Linked DNA regions of Homo sapiens: region 2 is linked to region 1. Evidence: chromatin loops called from intact Hi-C (ENCODE). Cell type or tissue: GM12878. All regions are shown on one strand. Links, peaks and the distances in the headings refer to the core of each region. The heading gives the core; the rest is flanking DNA.

Evidence for each region. Hi-C counts contacts between places; a loop is a spot of excess contacts. Peaks named below come from ENCODE experiments on the same cell type or tissue, not always from the same donor. Only the 100,000 strongest peaks of a DNase experiment are listed, where the experiment ranks them.
Region 2: it touches region 1 in a loop (1.9-fold over the local background); 6 of 110 quality-filtered maps call a loop at or near these places.

The regions. Positions count from the first base shown.
Region 1 is chr6:145,631,609-145,636,990 of GRCh38, forward strand. It overlaps EPM2A (EPM2A glucan phosphatase, laforin), which reads right to left. Exons shown (of 4, transcript NM_005670.4): 3 at 3,637-3,878. Among named protein-coding and RNA genes, the nearest start is that of EPM2A-DT, 100 kb to the right of the region's middle. In GM12878, for the core only: a CTCF peak has its summit at 2,582 (motif pointing left); a DNase peak (open chromatin) is centred at 2,593.
Region 2 is chr6:145,347,806-145,353,187 of GRCh38, forward strand. No RefSeq gene overlaps it. Among named protein-coding and RNA genes, the nearest start is that of TRQ-TTG4-1, 170 kb to the left of the region's middle. In GM12878, for the core only: a CTCF peak has its summit at 3,411; a DNase peak (open chromatin) is centred at 2,396; H3K4me3 peaks cover 1,592 bases; H3K27ac peaks cover 3,235 bases.

The DNA.
Region 1 (5,382 bases), core at 121-5,120:
TAGCCTAACCTGTGGTTCACACCAGCTCCAGGCTAATCTGACTCTGGACCAACCAAAAGCTTCCTGAAAGCACTATTGAGCCAGCCAAGGTTGTGAGGAGAGGGAGAGGTAGAGCATTTGGGCAGGTAAGTCAAGTAGCCTGAGGTATTAGGGCCTGAGATAAAAGAGAGGGGTCAAAAGGCCCTAAAGATATGCTTTATCCAAGGTTGATCCTGAAAGAAATCTGCAGCTTTCAGCCTTTCTCTCTCTCTCTCTCTCTCTCTCACACACACACACACACACACACACACACACTTTCCTTTCTTACTCCAGGAGCAGATATATGATGAATATATTATGTGGGGGGCATATTTTTTTCCATCTTTGAAGTGTAATATAGATAGGATCTACATTATCTATAACATCCTTTGGTAGAAACTTAAAGACTTGGAACTAATCCTACAATTCCAACTTTGTGATTTTCAAAGCCCTTTCATATCAATTATCTTATTCTACTGTTATAGTCCTGTAAGGTGGAAATTACTATCCTCATTTTCTTAATGCAGGAACTAGCCTGCCGATATCCTCCCAGCTACCCAGTGGTGACAAGGCTTTAGCCCAGTTGTCTTGGCTCCAAGGTCAGCATTTCCGTGCAATGGGAGAGCCGAAATCAGTGTGTTGAGCAAGGGAAAGGAAGTCAGACTTTGACAACAGAGGGGTAGCTGAGGACTTCATGAAGCCTGTGAACTCATTTGGGAGGCAAGGGTAGACATTTGTTATAAATAGTGCTGCAGTGACAGAGGTCAAAACACAACCTGAATACCTTCTATGCAAAGAAAATTTTAACGAGCAGATTTGTTTCATTTTGTTTTGTTCAGGTGAGTGTTAGATTTGGCAGATTTTCATTCCCTAGGTGAAAGACACAAACCAAAATGTTTATAAAAGATTTTTTAAAAAAAGAAATCTACACCACCATTCCACATATGACAAAAGCATGCAAGAGTAAGGATCGATCACACGATTGATTATAACAGGTCTGTGACAACTAGCGGTGACAGTCAAGCCTAACAAACTGTCTTCTTTCTCAGACTTCAACTGAGAGCATTATGCTGCAGCTCAAAACACTTCCAACTGGGTTTTTCTCTAGAGTTCTAAAAATATTCAGCTGATTAATCTATGTGTTCATTGGGCTAATACTGTGAGCCACAGACATTGGTCTATTGGTAAAAAGTTCCCCTGCCACTCAGAAGTGGTTATTAACCCTTAGATTACACCCCCAGGTTAGGCCAAGCCAAAGAAATCCATTAGTCGGTCTTACAGCTGGGCCTTTATCACGTGGAAGCTTGCATTTTGCAGCTCAAATGCCACTGCACTGTCTCAGCCTGAAAGAAGCTATGCTACTGCACTAACAGTTACGACTGTGACCTGGTAACCCACTGACCGCAAAAAAGGTTCGTGAACACAACTACAATGGGTCCTTGGGGATACAGTTTTCCCTCAGGCTTCTGCAGAGTCCCAAACTATCAAGCAAATTACTATCTGTCAGCAGAGCCTTCAGGTAATCAGTGTGTGGGTTGGGATGGGATGGCGGGGGATGCGTGGCACAGTTGGCAGCCTAACTTCTCCCAGCCTCGTCTCACATCATTCTCCAACAGGATAACAATGCTGTCAAATCAGATTCAGAGATGCTAACATCAAAATGCTCTCTGGAAGCTACAGTCCTTCAAATCCTAACTATCTTCTCTGTTTTGAAACCAGGAAAACCAGCTGGACAAGGTAAATATCACCTGGATTCAACCAATGTGCATCTTCGCAAATGAAGTTTTTCTTTTTTTCTTCCTTGAAGAAGGGCAGAGCTCTTACAGCTAAATCATGCTTCCTTAGGTCAGGTTACCAAGAGGAATAACCAGACTGTCAGCAGCTCTCTCCACCTTCAGGAACAAACATTATACCCCATCCCCAATGGCAATTCAGCTCAGACACAGATCAACAAAGGGGCCCAGCCTGGCCAGGAGGACCACCTGAGATCCATAAAGGGCTGAGGTGGGCAAGGTCCAGAAACGTAGATTTCCTGTGGTCCTCATGGTTTTTTATCTTGCAGACCATTCACTCTTGGGGAGACAAGCTACTTCCCTTGCAATTTGTAGGCTCTGCCTAACTCCAGATGATCATGAACATAAGGGGTTGAAATTGCATGGGTCTGAAGAACCTGCCTGAAGCGTCTGTGTAAGAATGCAGGGAGAAGCTTCATAGCTGGTAAAGTTGCTGTCTGGAGCAATGTTCTGGGTCCGACTGCCAGCCTTGAAATTCAGAATGGGCCTCTTTTTAGTTCTATGACATGGGCAATAACTTTTTCATGCCTCAGCCTCTTCGTCTGCAAAATAGAGACAGCTACAATATCTGCCTGGAGTCTTATTATGAGAATTAAATAAGCTAATTCTTGTAAATTGCTTAGGAGAGTGTTTTGTACATAATATACATTTGGGGGAAGAGGGCTAAAGATAGAAACGTCTCTGAGCTGGATATCACTGTCCTTTCCCCAGCAGAGGAGGTCATCAAACTCCTTAGCCTCTCCCATTTCTGAAGCTCTCTGCTGCCCCCTGCTGACAGCTGCTTGATACTATCGGTGTAACTTGGTTCTCTCCTCTGCCGACTGTAGTTATCTCTACTCCTCTTCGACAAGTACCCTATTCTACAACCAGGCTAAAATCCCTATCATTCCTCTAAAATTCCATGCTTCTGTGCCATAGCCTGTGCTGCTGCTTCCCCCTAGCATGCCCTTTCTCCCTCCACATCTACCTATCAAAGCCATGCCCACCTCAAGTGCCATGGCATTCACGCAGCCTCCCTTTGTCGCTCCCCAGAATGTGCTCTTCCCATGCATAACCCTCCTCCAGCACGGTCCTCACTCCTCTCTTACCCATTCCCCTCTGTGCTGTAATTAGTGTCGAACTCGTCTTACTGTACAACTGCTTCTTCCTGCTATAGGATAGCGTCTAAAGTCCTTTTTGTCGCTCAAATCCTGCAGGATCATCTTTCCTCGTTCTCTGATCCAAGCCACATTGGTCTTTCAGTTTTTGCAACACTCTGTGCTCTCTCCTGCCACAAGGATTCTTCTAAGCTGCTGCTTCTGCCTGGGTCACTCCCTCCACTCACTCTTCCTCCAGCCCACCCTCAGATCTTAGCCCAAACACTACTTTCCAAGAAAACCCTCTTTGACCCCACTTCTTGGCCTGATTACCTGTACATAATCTCATAGCAATATCTATATATTTTCTAACAAAAAATTCATCATAGTTTTAAACTTCTATTTTTAGTCATTTGATTAACATTTGCCATCCCTATAGGACAATGCGCTCCGTGGGGGCAGAAGTTGTGCCTGTCTTTCTTTACTGCTGTGTTCCTAGCTACTAGCATAATGCCGCATACCCAGTACATACACAATAAATATGTGTTGAATGAATAAACAAAGAAGCCACATTAAACAGAATCTTAGCCACAGTGTCAAAACATATGTATTATATATATTAAATCTAAAATCTTATATTTATTCCATTTCTACCATTCATTTTTAAGATATTAAATTATAGATAGACAGACAGACAGCAAGGGTTTCTCTGAAATACAGCAAGGAGGCAGAACAGTTCTGATCCTTACCTTCGGTGCTCATATCTGGTGTTGGCATCCAGATGTAGGCCAAGCCTTCTTCCCTATATAGTTTAATCATAGTGTCTGGAGTCATGGGCTCTGGGTAGCGGTTACAGCCTGAGGAATTCTGTACAATATCCCATTCAGTCTGGAAATTCATTACAGCTGTAATCCCCAATTCATGCTTCAGTTTGATGGTTACATGTTCCACCTGACGAGGGCAGCTACCCAGCCAGATATTTGGTAGAATTCTAATGAGAACATATGGAGACAACTATCACTAGTGTTGTTCTGATTTGAGGTTTAAGGAGCTGCATAAAACATGTAGTATTAAAATATAACTAACCTTTAAGTCTGGCACAGGAAAAGCTAGATATTTTAGAATATGAACACCAATGTTATTATTGAAAGAAAAAGTACTGGTGTTGCTGCTTTGGGGAAAGCAAGTATTTCAATTAACTAGAACGCCAGGAAATGGACATTTGCAAACCAAATCAAGCAATATATTAAAATAAGTCTACCAAGTTGTACTTATTCCATGAATGCATATATGGTTCCACATGATAAAAATCCATCAATAGACTTCAAATGCTAACAAATTAGAGGTGAAAATTCCTGTAATTATATAAATAAATTCTGAAAAACAAATTTCAGCAGGCATTCCGGTTTAAAAGTCTATGCAAATATTTCAAATAGTATGAGACTTTTAACATATGCTAAAGAACAGAAGCTAAAAAACAACAGACTTCTTTTAATAAGATCAGAATCAACATTAATTCCATTAGTACCTAGCAGTGTTCTATAGGTTTCATCTAATGCTGCAAGGTAAGAAGGAGAAATAGCAATATAGTTTCCTTTTGGAAATTATCATTGAGGTTTATTATAGAAAAAAATAATGAAATGAAAAAGTTAAAAACTCAGAAAAATTTTAATAACCCTTTAGACAAGAACCCAAGGAGAAAAAACATAAAACACGCTTATCTGGCCGGATGCAGTGGTTCACACCTGTAATCCCAGGACTTTGGGAGGCCAAGGCAGGCGGGTCACCTGAAGTCAGGAGTTCTAGACAAGCCTGGCCAATTCTACTAAAAATACAAAAATTAGCCAGGCGTGGTGGTGGACACCTGTAATCCCAGCTACCGGGGAGGCTGAGGCAGAAGAATTGCTTGAACCCGGGAGGCGGAGGTTGCAGTGAGCCGAGACTGCACCACTGCACTTCAGCCTGAGTGACAGAGTGAGACTCCATCTCTTAAAAAAAAAAAAAGTTTATTCTCTCCTGTAGGGTAAGCAGAACTGAAGTTTTAGAAAGACAGTGGTGGATCTTCATTAGGGAACTGGGCAATTGGCTTCTCATGTTAACAATGTTGACAACAACAGCCAAAAGGAAAAATGTAAAAACCAAAAAAGAAGCTGGCGCAGTGGCTCACGCCTGTAGTCTGGCACTTTGGATGGCTGAGGCGGGGATTGCTTGAGGCCAGAAGTTCCAGACCAGCCCAGCCAACATGGCAGAAACCTCGTCTCTAGTAAAATTACAAAAATTAGCTGGGCGTGGTGGCACACACCTGTAATCCCAGCTACCTTGAAAGGCTGAGGCCTAAGAATTGCTTGAACCCAGGAGACAGAGGTTGCAATGAGCCAAGATCACACCACTGCACTCCAGCCTGGGCGATGGGGCAAGAACCTGTCTGAAAAAAAAAAAAAAATTAAAAAAAAAAAAGATTTCGTATAACATTTAGTAACAATTGTATGATGTTA
Region 2 (5,382 bases), core at 87-5,086, 280 kb before region 1:
GATGTTAACATAGAGCTAGCCAGTCATGCTTCCAATTCTCATAGAGATTAATTCCAGCTGGATTAATGTTGAAGAGTTATTTCTGAATGAGTTTATAGAACTGTATTAAATGCCTTTCATTTTGTTGTATTTTGTTTCTCCTCTTAGTTTGTGAGCTCCTTGCACATTAGAACTGTCATTTCGTCTTTTATTCTCTACAATCAACTAGCAAAACATTTGAATATGCATGAATTTGGAAGAAGGAGGGGTATCTGCTTGCCTCTGCATAAATGTCACCTCCTTAGAGACTCATTTCCTCACCATCTCTAGCCAGCCCAATGCTAGTCAACTGTCTTTCATTATCCAGGTGTTTCTTTCTTTGAAACTTTTATCGCTCTATTAAATTGTATTGTTTATATATTTGTTAATGTATTTATCTCTATCCTGTCTTAAATGTGTGCTCAATGAGAGCAGCATCCTTCACTGTAGATCAATCTGTCTGGACAAAAGATTTAAACAGCTCCCTGGTTTCAATAAAATTCTATCCACACAAAGTATTTTGAGTTTGGCTACAGTGACCAAACAGGGAGAGTCGTAAGAAATAATCACATTTTTTCAAAGCACAGCCATTTACCATGTCAATGGCTAAGTCTCTCCCTCTTTTTTTCTCCCTTTCCTCTTTTTTTCTTCCCAAGGAGGGTAACAAAGTCTTCTCTTTGCCTAATGCACAATATTTAGAAATCATCCTTTAAAGCCTGAGCAGACTGCAGGATCCTATTCTTTACCTTTAATTGTCTATCAAAGTGTTTCTTTCAAAATCGCTTTTCCTAGAAAAAAAGGGAAAACAATTTCTCTGGCTTGATACATTACTGTCTAAATTCTGTCTTTTCCTGTATTACTTTTGTCACAAATTCAAAATTAGTGGAATCAAAGTGTGTATGTTTATACCAAAGCCTGTGAGTGAACACTGAGGGAAAGATATTAGGTTGGTGCAAAACGATTGTGGTTTTACCATTATTTTGAATGGCAAAAACGGCAATTACTTTTGCACCAACTTAAATATTTTTAAGTTCTTGGTGACTCCCCATATAGACATTTCGCTGAGTACTTGAGTCTGATTCTGGCTGCATCACTGACCAGTAAACAAATCACCAGGAGTTTTTGACTTGCATTTTCTTGCTTATGAAACTAAATAGAGTGTATCAATGGCTCTTGCATCAAAATTGGCAAATACATAGATGGAAGTTGACAGATGGCTTTTATCCTTAATAAGAGGTGACTCATAGTTTAAAACTTTATTAGGTTTAGCTGTATGCAAATGAAAGAACTCATCATTGGATGTAAGCTTAGCTACTTGTGTTCAGATATGCCTACTTTTGATGGAAAACTGATTATCATCAACAAACCTGACAGAGATGATAACAGGAGGATTAGCACAGAGCTTGAGAAAAACAGCACAAATCCTAAAAGACTGCATTTCAACTGGGCTGATAAACTGCCATCTCACAGAGCACACAAGTGCTGCCTTCCTTTAGGCAAAGATAATCTGGGCCTGTGAGCTTGTTGTTAATTTAGCAAGCAGAGAGAGAAAAAAAATGAAGAAAGAGCTGTAGTTGAGTGGACTTTTAAAGTCTTTCCAGAGTAGAGCAATGCCAATATCTGCAAAAATAGAGTTTTTAAAAAGAAATTTTAAAAAGACTCTCATGGAAAGCATGACATCTGGCATCACCCTGCCTGGATTGGTCTTCCAAACCCAGCCTGGTGTCCGAGATGTAATCTCCACTCCCTCTTTCACTGTTTGTTTCAGTCAATCATAAACTCTTCCCATTAAACTTTGTTTACTTGTACCATTTCTAATAAATTCTACCCTCTCACCCCTCTGGTCTTTTTTCTTTAATAAATCCCCTCCTCCACCTCCACCTCAACCACCACACCCACACATTCACCTGAAAAAGCACAGACAGAAAAAATAAAACCTGTTTTATAGGCTATTGATTGATGCCTGTCTGAAGAGAAGCAGGATGGCTGTGAAAAACATAGGCAGTTGCACATCTATGTTTCACAGAGCACGGCTGCGCTAAGCCTCATGGTGAGTCTCCCACTTTGCCTTCTTCTGCTGGAAGTTATCTCTTCCTAATTAATTGGATTAGCCACCTTCTCCTGACTTGTTTTAATTTGTCTGTTTTAAAACATCTCTGTGATAAGTGTGGCTGTTCTAATGATGCTACTATTCTAGTGGCTGGTCACTTTCTTACAGAGATGAAATGCTAGGGAGAGGAAGAAGAACGTGCTCATTTGACTGTGAATCCAGCATTGCCCCTGAGGGATGTCAGTGTGCTTCTGCGTGACAGAACAAATGCAAATCCAATCAAAATAGCTATGCTTTTTATGAACAGGAAAAGTTTGAGGCAGAAATAGACACATTCAAGAAAGAGAGAGCAGTTACATAAAACCTAAACCAGCTTCAGAATGTAACTGCTCAAGAGGTGTAGCTATTTTTGGTTCTTTAACAGGTTTAAGCATGCTAACAAGTTCCACCATAAACAGGCACTAAAAAGGAAACCCCCCAGTTATAATGACATAATGTGCAGAAATAATTCACCAAGGCTCAGAAGTAAGCATGACAGAGAAGTGACCTTGCACAGCACCATTCAGAGGTCACAGATAAGGAGCTGGCGCTGTCTGGCTGGAGCTGGAAGAGGGATGAAGATGTGCAGGGACCTGCAAGGTAGGACTATGGGAATCAGGCAGCTAACGTACTGCTACTAACTGGTAAAACCAAAAAATTAAATTAGAAAAAGCTTGAAGTTCCTATTTTGTGACCCAGTCCCTAGATGGTGAGCAGTAATAATTATGTCTCTAATGCACCACAACTATCTTAGGTCACATGCTGCTGTTTTGTGAAAACTTTCCTTCTATTTCCCTCTAGACTCTCTTTGATGTTTACGTTTCCTGTATTTCACCTGCACAGAAATGTGAGCAATGATAAGAAGGGTCTTTGACTCTATTTTCTCGAAGCACCTTTTCACAATCTATTTTGTTTGTTAACTCCAATAAACAAATACATCCCTCCCCCAACCTAGATACACAAGATTTTGGATAAACAAGAAAAAATTCTGCCAACAGGCTATACAAAGAACTGTGAAGAGTCTGAGATTGTACTCAGCTTATAACCTAAGAAATTAGTCTGCTACCGTTTCATGAATGCTGGCAGAAGTGAGACTCCTGGGTCAGAGACAAAGAACATTATTATTCATGTCAAGGGGAGCAGCAGAAGGATCAACATATTTGCGTCAGTTCCCCTTGCCTTCAGACCCCATGGGGGCAATGTGGACAGGCCCAGATGACACCAGCATACTCAATGGGTTGTAATATAGGAGAAGAACCCTGAGCTGAAGGAACTCAAATCTTATGATGTATAGTCTCCAGAGGGAGACATTACCTTTGTTACAGAGGATGGTAAGAATGCCCGCCCTTTGCTCTGCAGAGAGACATCTCTGTCTTCCAAGGCTATTTGCTGTACAGGCTTCCTTGAAAAGATTCTCCAGAGTAAAAGACACTCTGTGCCTCTGCTTGCAAGATGTGCAGGACAACATGTTACCCCACGGAGAATTAACTCCCAACAGATTACCTGGCTCTGTTTCTCATTCCCTTCCCATGCCGTGCCCCTGCTTCTTCACTCTTTCCACTGTAAGATCCCACTGTGCCCTGAGCCCACCCACTGCCACACTATACTGTACTTGCTTACTTATAAGCCTCTCCAATTTGACTATAAGCTTCTTATGAGATGAGACTCTATAATTCTTCTTGGCATCACCAGTTCAGCCCAGTGTTTGACCCTCAGGACTCAATAAATGTTTTCTGAAATAATGAATGAGTCAACATCTAGAGAGTTGCTTGAGGGCAGAGGGTGTATTTTATACAACTTTGTATCACAAACTGTAGCTCCAAAAATGTTAATTTCATATAACAGAATTACTATTGTAATAAAATTAAATGATAAACATTTTCCAAACAGGCTAATGAAGTCCAAACCTCTAGACAAGGTTCTCAAGATGAAAAACAAAATTGCCCTCACACATCATAATTGCGTTTCACAGCAACATCACTTTGAAAAACAAAATATTTTAAATATTGTTCATTTTTTATTGTTTTTAAATAAGCATGTCTTCAACATATTTTTACAGTTTTTACCATAAATTATTTTTCAGGGTATCTTAGGTTTTTTCTTTGATCAAATTCTTTATATAAAACTAGGAATAGTCTTCATCTTTGCAAAAAGATATGTTCACAACAATTTTTCTTGAAACACACAGTCTTTGATTTCCCCACTTTGGATAAAGAAATGATGCTATGAATTATTTTACTGGCCTTTTAACTCTGCTAGAAGAAAAACAATAGTGTGTCAAAGTTACCAGCAATGAGTTTTGGCCTCAGTGCTTGCAATTTCACAAGAAGAGATAGAGACACAGGAAGCTCATACCCCCTGCAAGAGACAGTTGTTTTTCACTCCAGCTTATGGCTGCTAGGCAGACACGGGGGTCCAGGGCTGTTTGATCTCTTGACATTGCAAGAAGTGTTTAAAATTTAGATTTTTATTTGAAAGCTCCTGATTTTTACCTGTTGAGCATTTATTCATGGAAAAAAAATACATTGTACAAATCTCTCAGACCAGTCTCACCCCTGGGCCCCAGTTTTCTGTCTCTGAAAGTTTGTGGAACAGAGAATAAGACAATGTGGCATGTGGGCAACCCCACGGCAGCATCTAGGGTTGAGTGTTAACAGCTCCCGAAGCCCCAGTGGGCATGTGTTATAGTGCAGCATGCTCTTTCAGCTTAGCTGTCCTCAGGCCTCTTGTGTTAATCAGCTCAATTAGACCCTCTGCCTTATTGCAAGGACAGAGGGCTTTCTGTATCCCAGGGTTCTTGCCTTAGTGTACCGGAAAAATCGAATCACTCAGGGGCTTGGAGGATAGGTGCGAGGTTTTTATTGAGTGGTAATAGCTCCCAGGGAGGTGGATGAGGAAGACAGAAGCTGGATGGAGTGGGAAAGTGGTCTTCCCCTGGAGTCAGGCCACCCAGTAGTGGCGCTCTCCTCTGGCTGAACTTCACATGGCACCACTGTATATGACCTGCTGGTGTCTGCTGGTGTGTGCCGGTGTGTTCTGCTAGTGTGTTCTGCCCGTGTGTTCTTCTCGATGTCCAGCTGCTTGTGTCTGTGCCTGCTAGGGTCTCGGGGCTTTTATAGGCACAGGATTGGGGGCGTGGTGGGCCAGAGTGATCTTGGAAAATGCAATATTTGGGCATGAAAACAGGAGTGCCTGTCCTCACCTAGGTCTGTGGGCACAGGCCTGAGGGTGGAACCCTTGCCTGGGACCCCACCTTTCTTTACCGAGCACTTCCT